2 separate regions of the Mus musculus genome follow, and region 1 is linked to region 2. The links are chromatin contacts, found by Hi-C in ENCODE. All regions are on one chromosome and are shown on one strand. Each heading gives the region's core, a stretch centred on a gene start or an enhancer-like site at or near the end of the contact. The rest is flanking DNA. Distances are from core to core; before and after follow the strand shown.

What was found. Hi-C counts contacts between places; a loop is a spot of excess contacts on that map.
Region 1: a map of T-helper 17 cell shows a loop between it and region 2 (3-fold over the local background). The contact joins the promoter of Cyth1 here to the enhancer-like site in region 2. A Hi-C loop is called at or near these places in 1 of 37 maps with a recorded cell type or tissue (T-helper 17 cell).

The regions. Positions count from the first base shown.
Region 1 is chr11:118,244,362-118,250,796 of GRCm38, forward strand. It overlaps Cyth1 (cytohesin 1), which reads right to left and starts at 4,197. Exons shown (of 14, transcript NM_011180.4): 1 at 4,078-4,197. The coding sequence starts at 4,099.
Region 2 is chr11:117,992,646-117,998,903 of GRCm38, forward strand. Pgs1 (phosphatidylglycerophosphate synthase 1) reads left to right here. Exons shown (of 10, transcript NM_133757.2): 2 at 4,796-4,985. Among named protein-coding and RNA genes, the nearest start is that of Mir6933, 6.5 kb to the right of the region's middle. Within about 2 kb of position 1,671, at least 2 of the 3 ENCODE cell types and tissues checked have a DNase peak (open chromatin) inside an H3K27ac peak, as active enhancers do.

The sequences.
Region 1 (6,435 bases), core at 2,947-5,446, 250 kb after region 2:
AAGCTTTCCTAAACCTAACGATCAATTCAGTTTGCCTATGTCATCGAAAAGGAGCAGAAACAAGGTGTCCAGAACGCCTTTGCTATGAGGAAGGGTACATTCCGAGGGTACTTTTTAAAAATTTTTATGTGGGGAAGACAGGCATGGTGGTACACACCTTTAATCTCAATGCTGGAGAAGCAGAGACAGATAGAATTTGTATTTCAAGGCCAGCCTGGTCTACGTAGCAAGTTCTAGGCTAGCCAGAGCTATAGAGTAAAACTGATTTCAAAAAAAAAAGATAGCTGAAGAGCTAGCTCAGTGGTGAAGAGCAAGAGCACTGGCTGTTCTTCTGGGGACCCCAGGTCTGATTCTTAGCACACACGTGGCAGCTTATAACCCTCGGTAACTCCAGTTCCAGGGGATCTGACCGTACCTGAAGACAAAACACTCATAAAATAAAAACAAAATTAAATTTGGATGGACATGATCCTTAGAGAAGAGGTTAACTGGGTATGGTGCACATCTGTAACCCAGCACTTAGGACACGGTAGCAGGAACATCAGGAGTCCAAGGGTATCCTAAGTGACATATTGAGTTTGTGGCAAGCACAGCCTACCTGACACCTTGTCTCAATTAAAAAAAAAAAAAGTTAACAAATGAATCTAGGAATGAGCCCCAGCCATGAAGATCCACTCTGAGGAGGCCCTCGCATGGATCTGTGTTCACAACCCTGTGCAGTATTACATAGGACCCTACCTCGATTCCAGTCAGGCCCAGTGTCTGTGTCCTAAACAAGATATATACAAGATCTAAGTTTACACTTTTTTTTTTCTTTCTGAACAAACAGTTGATCATATAAGCTGACAGTAATGTCTGGCAGAACACCACAGTGCCATCAGAGTTCTTTCTAGAGCCAGCAAAGCCACAGCCTGCATAGGTGTAGTTATCACATGATCTCTGCCTGGTAAATACTAAAGAGGCCTGCAGAGGAGGCAGGCCTCACTGTTTGCTTCTGAAAGTCCCTTTAGTTGAATAGCAAACCTCCAAGACATGTGTTCTGCTTCAGCAAGCTATACATGAGCTGTGCGCCAAAGATCTTATTTTTAATACCGAACTGATAGTTCTGTGATACAAATGTATTTCCCCACAGAACAGTGATAAAGGTCCAAGGCCAACACAAAGGCAGGCAGACAGGAGCAAATTCTGAACAAACCTGGCTAAAATGTTCGTATGTAAAAATTTCAAAGCCACAAGAAACAGTTCCTTATTATTTTAAAAACCAAATATTACAGCTTATGAAGTTCATCTGGAAGAAAATACTGGACGCTCTGAGCATGCCTGCGTGCTTCACAAATCCCCAGCACACGTGTCCTCTTAACATGTGGAGACTGGAACAAGTACATTCTCTCTATAGTCTGATACTCAAACTGGGAGGCTCAGTCAGACACAGAATCAACACAGTGCCAGCTACTCAGAAGGCCGAGGCAGGAAGATCACTTAAACCTACCAGTTTGAGGCCAGACCCATGGAATCATAGGGAGATGCTCCCCTAACTCAAAATGGAAAGAGGAGATCAAGAGAAGGGGGAGAAGAGAGGAGACAAGGAGAAGAAGGGAAGGAAGGAAAGAAGGAAAGAGGGAAGGAGAGAGGGAGAAAGAGAAGGAAAGCTGGTCTCAGTCTCCACATGGCCATTTTATACTATATGATACTCGAGGAGTTCTCTTGTATTTAACCCCTCTAGATCCTCCCAAGTAAAAAGACGTAAAAGTGTATAAAGGGGGCAATGAGCTTCCTTTTCATCCTCCCATGCCGCTCTCTTGAAAGCTTGCACGAATGCCCACATCTGGGATGATGAGATGTCCCAGTGGGTTCAAAAGCGCTTGGTGTTAAGTCTAGCAACCTAAGTTTCATCCCAGGACTGGCAGAGTGGAAGCAGAGAACCCACTCCTGTCTCATAACCTCCACGCGCAATAAATAAATAAATAAATAAATAAATAAAATTTTAAAAAGTTAAAGATGTGAACATCACAATCCTCAAGTCTTTAAAAGTGTTTACTCACATGGCAAAAGGGAAGCTGGGTTTGTGGATGGCTACTACGATCCTTATCCTGAGTTATCTAGGTAGGTGTGACACACAAGTGTCCTGTGAAAGGGCAGCAATTAGACAAAGTGGAGAGATGCTATCCACTGGCTTTAAGGATGGATTCCAAGGGAAGCGAAGCATCCTCTGGAGCTAGGAAAGGAAAGGAGGCCGACTTTTCCCTCCAGTCTCTGGCAGGAACACTACCCTAACAAAATCTTGGTATCAGCCCAGTGTGACCTAATTTGGACTCTCACCTCCAGATCTACAGAGTAAATTTGGGTTTGAGTCCCTCTATTCCTGGCAGTAACAGGAACCAAAGCCTTCCATTTTTCCTTCCCTAGTACAAGTCATGCCTGAGTCAAAGAAGTCACTATTAAACCAACCAGAACAGCAGCTCTTGCCTCACCCAGCGGGCAATAACCAGGGGAGGGTAAGAACAAAGCTTGGCAGAACCCTGGCACCCAGGGGACAACAAAGGACAAGGGGGAGAGAAAAGAGCAGTGGGGAAAGCCAGTGAAGGTTTCCAACCGAAGAAAAAAACCCTGAGGGTCCAAGGGGGCCGAGCAATCCCTCGGGGCCTGCCTGCAGGTGACTGCTTTTCTATCACAAAGGAAGGCACACACCATGTTTACCTGGAAGGTAGCAAAAGCCGGCTTCTTCCACTGAACAGGAAGGCACAGACCTCTAACATTCAAGGAAACAGTCAGTGTTCACACATCTGAAGCTCTGGGAGTTGTTAGCCATAATCCTCATGGCTTCACCGGGTCAGGGTTCTCTAAGGGCTCCCCTGCAAAGCCCTAACACTCTTCCCTCTTGGTACTTTAATATTCCTCACCAGAGTGTGAGGAGGCAAAGTTACCTGTGAGGCAACACACCGGAGTTTGGCTCCACTAAGCCGTATAAGCTTGTTAAGTTCCTGAGCCATACTTCCCTGCCAAACCAGTAAAAGGTCACCACTCGCCCTACCTGCCATTCCTTCTTCCATTCCTCCTGGAAACAATGCTAACAACCACGTAAAGCATTTCAAATAACCTTCTACAACTCCAGAGACTGCACACCCTCGGAGGGACCAGAGCCCTGGCTGTTCGCCAACAAGCAGCAAGGTTAGCCAGGAGAGTCTAAATCGCTTCTGCCCTGGTGGAGGATGTGGACTGGTGTCATTACCCGGCTACCTTCAGGCAACAGCTCAAACTTGATCCCCTTGCCCGGTGTGGTCAGGCCCTGACTGACAGACCAGGGGACCAGGAGCTAATTCACAATGCGACGGTAGCACGAACCTGACCGACGTCCCCGGCTCAGAGGCCCCGGTCAGGCCACTTGTGTTCATCTCAGAACAAAGAGCTGGATGGGGCACATAACTTCTAACACCCCTGAGAGCCGGAAACTACTAGGGAACACAGGCCGGCCGGGCGTGTTAGTCCCGCGGCCGCTCGCGGCGTCTGCCACCCCGGTGACAAGCAGCAGGCGACTCGTCTTAAAGACTACGACCCCGGTCACCTGGCCCTGACTCCCCTCGGCACCCCGGGGCTCCTCAGCATCCTCATGACCCTCAGCGCTCCGGTTAACCCCCGCCGCGGAGACCCTCTAACCCCGGCGACTCCCCTTCCGGGGCCCCTAGACTCGCAAACCTCAGCCCCAGCGACCCCCAGGCCCGAGTAACCTCGGTCCTGGAGCCCGAAAGCAATTCCCGGTTTTACACCCGTCTCCGTCGGCGCCCTCAGGTTCGGGCGACCCCTGCCGTGACCCTCCAGGCCTGGGTGACCCACAGCCCCGGCAACCCTCAGGCTCGAGTGACACTCAGTTCCCAGCGACCCTCAGGCCCGGGTGACTCTCAGTTCACGGCGACCCAAAGGTCCAGGCGACCCTCAGCCCCGGCGACCCTCAGGCCCTCGAGCGTCTGGGCAGTCACCCCCGGGCCCTCGCACTGCCGCCACCCGGCGCTCCGCGTCCCGTCCCAGGGACACCGGCGCAGGCGGAAGCTCACGAAGGGGCAGCGGACCGGCCCCACTCACCATAGCTGTCATCGTCCTCCATGGTGCTGGCGACCGGCTCCGGCCCGCGACCGCCACTGACCTCCCGCAGCCCGCGTCCTGCCAGACACCAGCTCGCCACAGGCCAGCTCCGAGCCGCGGAGCCCCGCCCCCCGCACCGCGCCCGCACTGCCCAGCACGCGCCTGCGCACGCGCCGCCCGAGGCACCGCCCCCGGCACAAGGTCCCGCCCACAGCCAAAACGCGCGTGCGTGAACGCCCTCTAGGCCCCGTCCCCTTGAGGACCTCTTTAGTTTGCGTTTACGCAAGCGCGGCACCTAGGCTCTGCCTATCTATGACTCCGCCCCCAAGTCACGCCCTCTCTCCTTAGGTACCGCCCCCTCTCCTCGGGGCAGGGCAGTTTCGGGTTTCAAGTTTCACAAGCGTGCGTAGGCCGCGGGCGTGGTTTACTAGCCAGGGCCAGCGTCCAGCCACTCGGCTGGTTAAACATACTCAAGGTCACGGGTATAACCCGAAGGGTAAGGTGGCCCTAGCTGTATCCGCCTCGGACACCAACACGTCGAGGAGGAAATTACCTAAACTCATCTGTGTTCGTTACTTATACTTCCTACCGGCGCCAAGTTGCACAGGAGGACATAACTTCCAAATTAGTAGCCTCAATTTACAGGCTCTGCTGCTTTCTTCGGGAGGACCGGTTGATCCCCCTTTGCAGTTGTGGCCAGGGGCTGCTTCTGTGGAGGTGAGAGCATTTATGCGGTAGGAGGTCTCTGCAGAATTAATCAGTGGAAGCACCAACCAATGATCTGAAAAGGCCCTTAGGGAACACCCTGTCCTGTGAACTCTAGCCAAGTGACCAGCAGGGAGTGCATTGCAGCTCAATGACAGAGCACTTGCCTAGCAATGTGAGAGACCCTAGATTGCATCCCAGAGACCAGGGGAAAGGAGAAAACTAATTCCCAGACTCAGAGGGTCTTATATGGGCTGGGGCATCTCTGGGTGGTAGGTCCCTGTCCAGGATGTCCTCCACCACAGCATGCACAAACCCTTCTTACCCCAGAAAGGCCTGGGGTAGTGGTGCTTGCCTGTGGCATACCTGTTGTTAGTCTAGCGTCCCAGGAAACTGAGGCAGGAGGACAATATAGTGAAACTCCACCTCAAAAACAAAACAAAACAAAACAAAACAAAAACCTACAAATACAGCAAAAGAGACACTGGGAAGTTTTGGGACGGGTCTTCCTGATTGAAACAAAGACTTGAAATCCCCCATGCAGCCCCAGAACCAGCCTTCTACCCCCACAGCTCCCTCTCTCTGCAAATCACTGCCTGTAGAGGGTTGTGGGAATCTCTGGGCTTCTGCAGGGCATGAAGGGGCCAGGCCAACCACATGGGGAGGAAGGAGAGTCAGGTCTTTCCTTGTGGGTCCTTCTCTTCGCTGGATGGGCTGCAGCAATCCTTTCTCCCCCATGGCCAACAGCCTTAGTCTGTAATTGCTCAAAATCTCTGTACAACTTAAATAAATTTAAATTCCCCAGTGTGCCACCTTATACCTGTGTCCTGTGGCAGACATGCTGCAGTGGGTATATGCATATTTTCTGAGAAAGATATATGAGGAAAATTGACAGAAATGAAAGGGGAGGTGGAGAAAGTGGGACTTATTTTTTCTTTAAAGATGTTAACATTTTGTGTGTGGGGGGAGGAGGAAATGGATGAGGAGGAGGAAGAGGAGGAGGAGGAGAAAGAGGAGAAGGAGGAAGAGGAGGAGGAGAAGAAGGAGGAGGAGGAGGAGAAAGAGGAGAAGGAGGAAGAGGAAGAGGAGGAGAAGAAGGAGGAGGAGGAGGAGGAGAAAGAGAAGAAGAAGAAGAAGAAGAAGAAGAAGAAGAAGAAGAAGAAGAAGAAGAAGAAGAAGAAGCAGAAGCAGAAGCAGCCAAAAACATTATATTAAGGAATTTATGCATCTTGCTGGGGGTGGGAATAGGGGTAGGTTGGGGGGGGGTGGCACACACCTTTAAGTTCAGCACACAAGAGGCAGAGGCAGAGGCAGAGGCAGAGGCAGAGGCAGAGGCAGAGGCAGAGGCAGAGGCAGAGGCAGAGGCAGAGGCAGAGGCAGAGGCTGAAAGATCTCTGTGAGTTTGAGGTCAGCCTGGTCTACATAGTAAGTTCCAGGACAGCAAGGGCTATAGAGACCCTGTCTCATAAAACAAAATTTACCCATCTCACTTGACCATTGTTTCCATTGTTTCTGTATACATCCTGAGCCACAGAGCCCACTCTGGGAATGTCACTCTTTAAAAACCTTCTTTTGAGACAAGAATATTATTACATCATTTTCTATCTCCCTTTCCTCCCTCCAAACCCACTCATGTGTTTCCCCATTGCTCTC
Region 2 (6,258 bases), core at 421-2,920:
CCCTGCTTCTGGTGTGTCCTTCTTGTGGGGAGCACATATGCTGACCCATCCCCTGTGCTCTGTCAGGAAGCCACTCATGTAATTCATGAGTACATGAGTAAATTCATGTACTCATCCAGAGTGAGCCTTGGTGTGTTGTTGCCTACCCTGGGAAGGAGTTTTAGTCCTACTGTCTCCCGAGGGTGGTGGCAGCACTGGGACTGTGGCTTCAGAGGTGAATTGCAGACAACACTGTGCTTCTGGGGTTGTCTCTCCGCTAAGAATAGGGGAGCTAGGCTGGGTCTCACCATGGCTCACCCATAGGCAAGGCAAGCCAGTGTCTTTCCACAGGTACTTGGAGCCTCAAAATGCTTGGTGAGATGAATGGTCCTGCTGCGCCACCCAAGGTGCTTTCTGTGGGGTGGCAGTTTGGCTATTCTGAACCCAGTTGATGCTGGGGAGGAGTGTTGAGGGGGAAACTGTTTTACCTGGGACTCATGTACACCAGGCTGACTTCGCCATCCATTCAGGGGCCCAGAGAAGCATGTACATGCTGTGTGCTGGGGTGGTTGAGTCTGTAGGTCGTTGGGATGATGGGAAGAAGCCTATTTCTCTGCCTGACCCACTTCCACCTTTCACACTCGTGCTCCCTCCATAGGACCCTGCCTATTGGCTTTCCAGTCATTCCTGAGTTCAGGGAATTTGTCTGCAACATCTCCAGGAAGCCTTAATTCTGTTGGCTGAACCTTGACCCAGAGTCAGGTATCCTGTGGGTGTGGCCTGCGCACTTGTGAGAGGATGCTGTCCTGGTCCGCAGGCTGCAGGCTGAGGATGCCTTTGTGCTGTTGGCCCCACATGCTTCTAGGCCTCGGAATGTGTGCTTCCAGGCCTTGGGTGTCGGGTGGGGGGACCGCTGGCCTGCAGGCCCTGTTCTCTGTACTCTCTGGACATTCCGAGGGAAAGGAGAGAGAGGCCTTTGGCAGGTCCTTCAGACCTGCTTGTCTGTTCGCACCACTTCCTTCTCCTGTAATCAGAACTGGGTGCTAGATGCTATCTAGAAAGAGATGACTTAGGGGAACTAGCTGTAAATGTGGAAATTGCATGAGCTTGTCTTGGTTCCCTAAGTGAGCCCGACAGCCTCTGCCTCGAAGCTCTCAGGCTTAGTTTTCAATGGGACATGTGGTATTTTTTTCTTTCAGGAAAAAAAATCCTTTTCTTAGAGAGAGTGTGTGTGTGTGTGTGTGTGTATCTGTTCTATGTGTGAGTGCCACCAACTTGCTATAGTCAGTTTTCTCCTTCTGTCATGTGAGTTCCAGGGCATTGAACTCAGGTTGTCTGCTTGGCAGCAAGAGCCTTTACCTAGGGCATGTGGTTTCTTAGTAAAACTCCTGGCTCAGGGGAATCACTTGTGCCGGTGGCTGACTCCTGGAACCTGGATTCCTGTCCAGTGGGCTAGGCTGGTGTGGGACAAGCTTTTTTCTGGGAGAGCCAGTCTGCAGGAGTTGCATTAACGAGAAGCCAGGAGTCGGATTCATGATCCTAGCCTTTAGCAGACCAGGCTTGCGTGGTCTTGCTCTAGGACTTGAGCTCTTCCAGTCCCCATGGGTCTGTCTCCTGCCCGTGCTGTCATTGTGGGGTCCTGTACGTGCACTGTCTTTGCTGGTGTGCTCCCCTTTGAATGTGTGAAAGCCACATGAAGTCTGGGCTGCCTCCACAGTGAATTGGCAAACTCTGATCGGCTCACGGCTCCTTCTTGCTCGTAAAAATAAACCTGTCAGTACACAGTTTAAACAGGAAGCCAGTACAGAGAAGCCTAAAGAACTCTTGGACTGAGGCCCTGTGGAACATTCCCGGGGAGAGCTCCCTGGTAGGGGAGAGACCTGCTCAAAGTTGTCACCCCTGCAGCCACTGCCTGCCATGGTGGCTGTTTAGGCCTGCCCTGATACCTTGTGGGATGTGAGTATGGGTGCACACAAGTCACTAGACTGGTTTCTAGAAGTTTCCATTGCTCAGGTTTCACCTTGTCCAGAGCCCTTTCTCTTCTGAGTGCAGTTTGAATTTTCTGGTTTTTAAGATTCTTCAAGCTTGGCTGCTGAAAACCTTCCAGTAGCTCCAGGCACTACCTGCCTTCTCCTTTGACTGTGTATATTGACATTTATCCAATCACTTTTATCATTTCCTCTTTGATCTCTGAAGTCCCAGGCATGTGAGGAGGTGAGGCCTTTACACGTGGGGGAGGCAAGTGCTGCCAGCTCTTGAGTATTTCCAATGTGGGTGGCAGGTGGCCATATGATGGCCTGAGTGGCCCTGTTCTGGATTGCCTGGTGTGAATGGGTGTTATTTCATCTTCCTCTTTGAGCTGGTTGGCATCACTTTGCCCACACGGTGGCTGTGTGAGTGGGAATGTGGCACCGAGTGAGGCAGGCCGACCCCTAGTCCTCTTCCATATGCTCTGTGAGGTGGAGGTGCACTGCTGCATGCGTCTTGGACTGTACCTGCTAGGGGCCTCACAGGTCAGCTGTGAGGTTTTCCTGTTGTCTCCTGGTTTTCCTTCTTCCCTCTAAGCCTGGTCAGTGTGGGGCATTGAGGCAGCAATCTCTTGGTCACACTAAGGACTTTAATGTGCAAGCCAGTACCTGCTGAGGGGAAATTTTTTACACCTCAGCATAGATGGCCAAGGCCTGTTGTTGCCTTCCCAGGATCCAGAGAGCCAGTACCTTCCACCATTGACAGTGAGTTGGCCATGACAGGCTGGTGGGCTTTCTGGGAAGTGCAGCTGTGGGGCATCTGGCATCCCTGCAGCACTGGAGCCCTGGGGAGATTCATTGCTGGAGCATGGAACCAGCAATGAGATCATCTTCCTGGAATCCTCATGGAGCTGAGCCCCAGGGTGCTGAGGACATGCTGCCCAGAACCCTCCTCCGGGCACTCGAGCACACACACTGAGGGCTTCCCCTTTGCAGCCTGGGATTTAGAGTGCTTTTTGTAGGGTTTTGGGTGTGAGAGCAACAAGGGCAGCAGGGCAGACTTAAGGTTTCCTGGGCTGCTGTTTTGTCCAGGCAGGCTGCTGTTGGTGGGACCCTGGGAGGATGTGTGTCTGATAGCTAAGGGTCTCCTCTTGTAAAGGCTAGCACGTAGGAAAGGTCTCTTCCACAATGTGTCCTGGGCTCTTTCTCCCCAACTCTGAGTTGTAAAGAGAAATCAACACAAGATACTTTCATTTTTCTACGTCCTCTAAGAGAAGCCCTGTCGGTGAGTCATGAGTTTCTTCCATGCTAACCTTGTTAACCAGTAATATTGGAAGGATTTTAAAGAAGTATATCTTTTCTTTGTCCTTTGGCAGTTCCTTCCCTTTATTCAAGGTGTCTTGATCCTGTCTTTTCCCTGGAAGAATCTTCTTATCCTTCCCTTATTTTTATCCTCCCCCTCCCCCCAGCCCCAGCCTGCATGTGAGGTTCCCACTGGAGCTACCTGTGCACAAGCCTGCAGTGGACAGAAGAGGGTGTGGGTCCACTGGAAGTGGAGTTGTGGTTTGTGAGCTGCCCCATGTGCTGGGAACCAGGCTCTGCTCTCTGCTACAGCAGCAGAGGCCTCAGCTCTACCTCCTCTCCTCCCCTTTCTTCCTTTGTAATGCAACCCACTGAGTCCCCAGTGCTGCATGCTGGAATGTTGCCTGATCTTATTGGCTTGATCCTGGCGCTGGTAACCATAGCTGCTGTGAGTTTATGGGTGCAGCCGCCTGCCATGCCCAGAAGTCAGCATTTTCAGCGCTCCTTTTCACCCACCAGCTCTTAAATCCTTTCTGTGCTCTTCCTGGATGCTCTACCAGCCTTGCTGGGCTGGATACAGATGTCCAGGTTAGGGCCGAGCACTCGGCAGTCACTCTCAGCTCTCCGGTCAGCTATAAGTCTCTGCATTAATGCTGGCCACTACAGAATGGTTTGGTTTCTCTGGCCAAGGCGGAGAGCAAACCATGGATGTAACCGTCGATATTTAGAAGACAGTTTAACAACATGTCTATGCAGCAAACAAAACACCAACAACAAACCTGGTAATAGGTTCCCTTAGGGCCTATGACTTCCCAGGCCTTTGAATTCCTTCCTCCCTCCCTCCCTCCCTCCCTCCCTCCCTCCCTCCCTCCCTCCCTTCCTGTGGAACAGGCCTCGCATCTGAACAGAAGGTTACCCCCAAAACCTTCATGCCACAGTTGCACTGTGGACACATTTTGCCTGACAGGCCATTATAGTAACCTGCAGGGGTCACTGCTAGGTAAAATCATTGATGGGTTTTCTCTCCATGAGATAACCTACCACCTCTTAGCATTGCCACCGGGGAGGGAAGAAGGTCAGGAAGTTCCAGGTGGATTTCTCTATGCCCTACAGCCAAAGGTGTTGTCTCTTCAGTGGTAGGGTCTACAGTAGGTAGGGGACAACTAAGAACAGAACAATAATGGCGTGTGTTATTTGAGGGTCTCTGGGCCTATCTGACCAGTCAGTAAGTCATCAATCAGTAAGCAGTGTTTTTTTTTTTTTTTTTTTTTGAGGTGGATTTGTGTCAAAGGACAGATTAAACCAGGCAGGAACTTTTGTGAGCTTTCTTGTTGGGAGTTATTGGGAGTGACTTTGGTTAGGCTTTGTGTATCGGTGTTGCACTTTGGTTGTGCAGCACTGACCACTTCAAGGTGCTAGGAGGAAGGAGGGCTTAAATTATAATGGAAAAAAAAATCTGAAATGGCCAAAACACCCTCCCAGCAGAGGTGGTCAGTCCCCAGAGATATTTGAAAAAGGGTAACTCATTTGCATGTTTCCTTAACCAGGTCACCATGGCTGTTATTGGCTCCCTTGCTGTCCCCAACCGTTCCTCAGGTCACCTCCCCACCTTGCTGCCTATGTCCCGAGGGTGTACACAGGTTCCAGTGGATCAGAAACCTGGTTCCAGAGTTTGGAGTCTCCAGCTCTCATGTCAGGGTACTGTCTTCCCCTGCAGAGTTCTTCGAGCTCATGAAGGTAAGTTGCTTGAGAGACCAAAGACAGATTGGATGGGGGTTTCAGGGCTTGGTGGGTCCTGACACCCTGTCGTAGACGCTTCTAATGCAGTTCTGCTTTGCCTGGTCCTTTTCTGTAAAGGTGTGGGGCCATGCATGAGGACCCCTCCCCAGGTGGCAGCTTCATGGGAAGATCTGACATGGGATCTGAGGTGTGTGCATGGCCACTTGGTGACTTCATATCAGGACACTTGTACTCTGTGGCCTGGGTCCTGGTGTCTGTCTGTGGTATGTGTGTGCTTCCCTTTTCTTGAGTGGTGTCCCTTGGCATCTAGTGCTTGCTCTCCATAGTACTCAGGTTCATAGTACCTGAATCAGAATGAAGTAATTCAGCACTAATTAATCTTTTTTTTTTTTTTTTTTTTTTTTTGGTTTTTCGAGACAGGGTTTCTCTGTGTAGCCCTGGCTGTCCTGAAACTCACTCTGTAGACCAGGCTGGCCTCGAACTCAGAAATCCGCCTGCCTCTGCCTCCCAAGTGCTGGGATTAAAGGCGTGCGCCACCACGCCCGGCAGCACTAACTAGTCTTAACTATGTGAACTTTGAATTTATATTAGCAATGGTTTTAGAATGGAGATCTGAGTAGGGTGGCCAGCAGGGTACTAGGAAACAGTAGCGGACACAGGTGGAGGTTCCTCTGTAGAAAGTGGAGAAGCCTACTGTCTCTGTCCTCTCATCCTCTGCCTGTGTTGATCCATTTCTGCCTGGTTCATTCTTTCTGTGTGTGCCCACGGGTAGGCTAAGCTCGGTTCGGGCCGTGTGTGGGCCAGTGCCCATGGGGCCTTTGCTCTACTCACACCCTGCTTTTCTGTCCTCTTCCTTATTGTGAGGACAGTCCTGTAGTGTGACTTGGAGAAACAGGTTATTCCAGGTAGTGGGTGACTGGCATACTCTGCTATCACATGGTGCTCTTCTGGTCAGGAGGCCAGGCCAGGCCATGCTCTGCACCTGCCCACATTGGGGAAGCAGCAGGGGCCCAGTTCTGGGCTGAGAACAGGGCAGGTTCTCCACCTGAGGCACTGTGTGTCTTCCTGTGATGGTTACTTGCCCCAGTGACCTCTGGCTGGCCCCATCCATGCCTTCCTTATGCAGGGGTTGACTGGGGTCCTGCAGTGAGCAGCTGTGTATACTTTGGCGGCTGGGGCCCAACCGATGGCTCTGCCTGTTGTTTTTTCCTTCACTATCATGTCTGTAGATAGACAATGAAAGAAAGGAGGCAGTGGGCCGTGGTGTTGT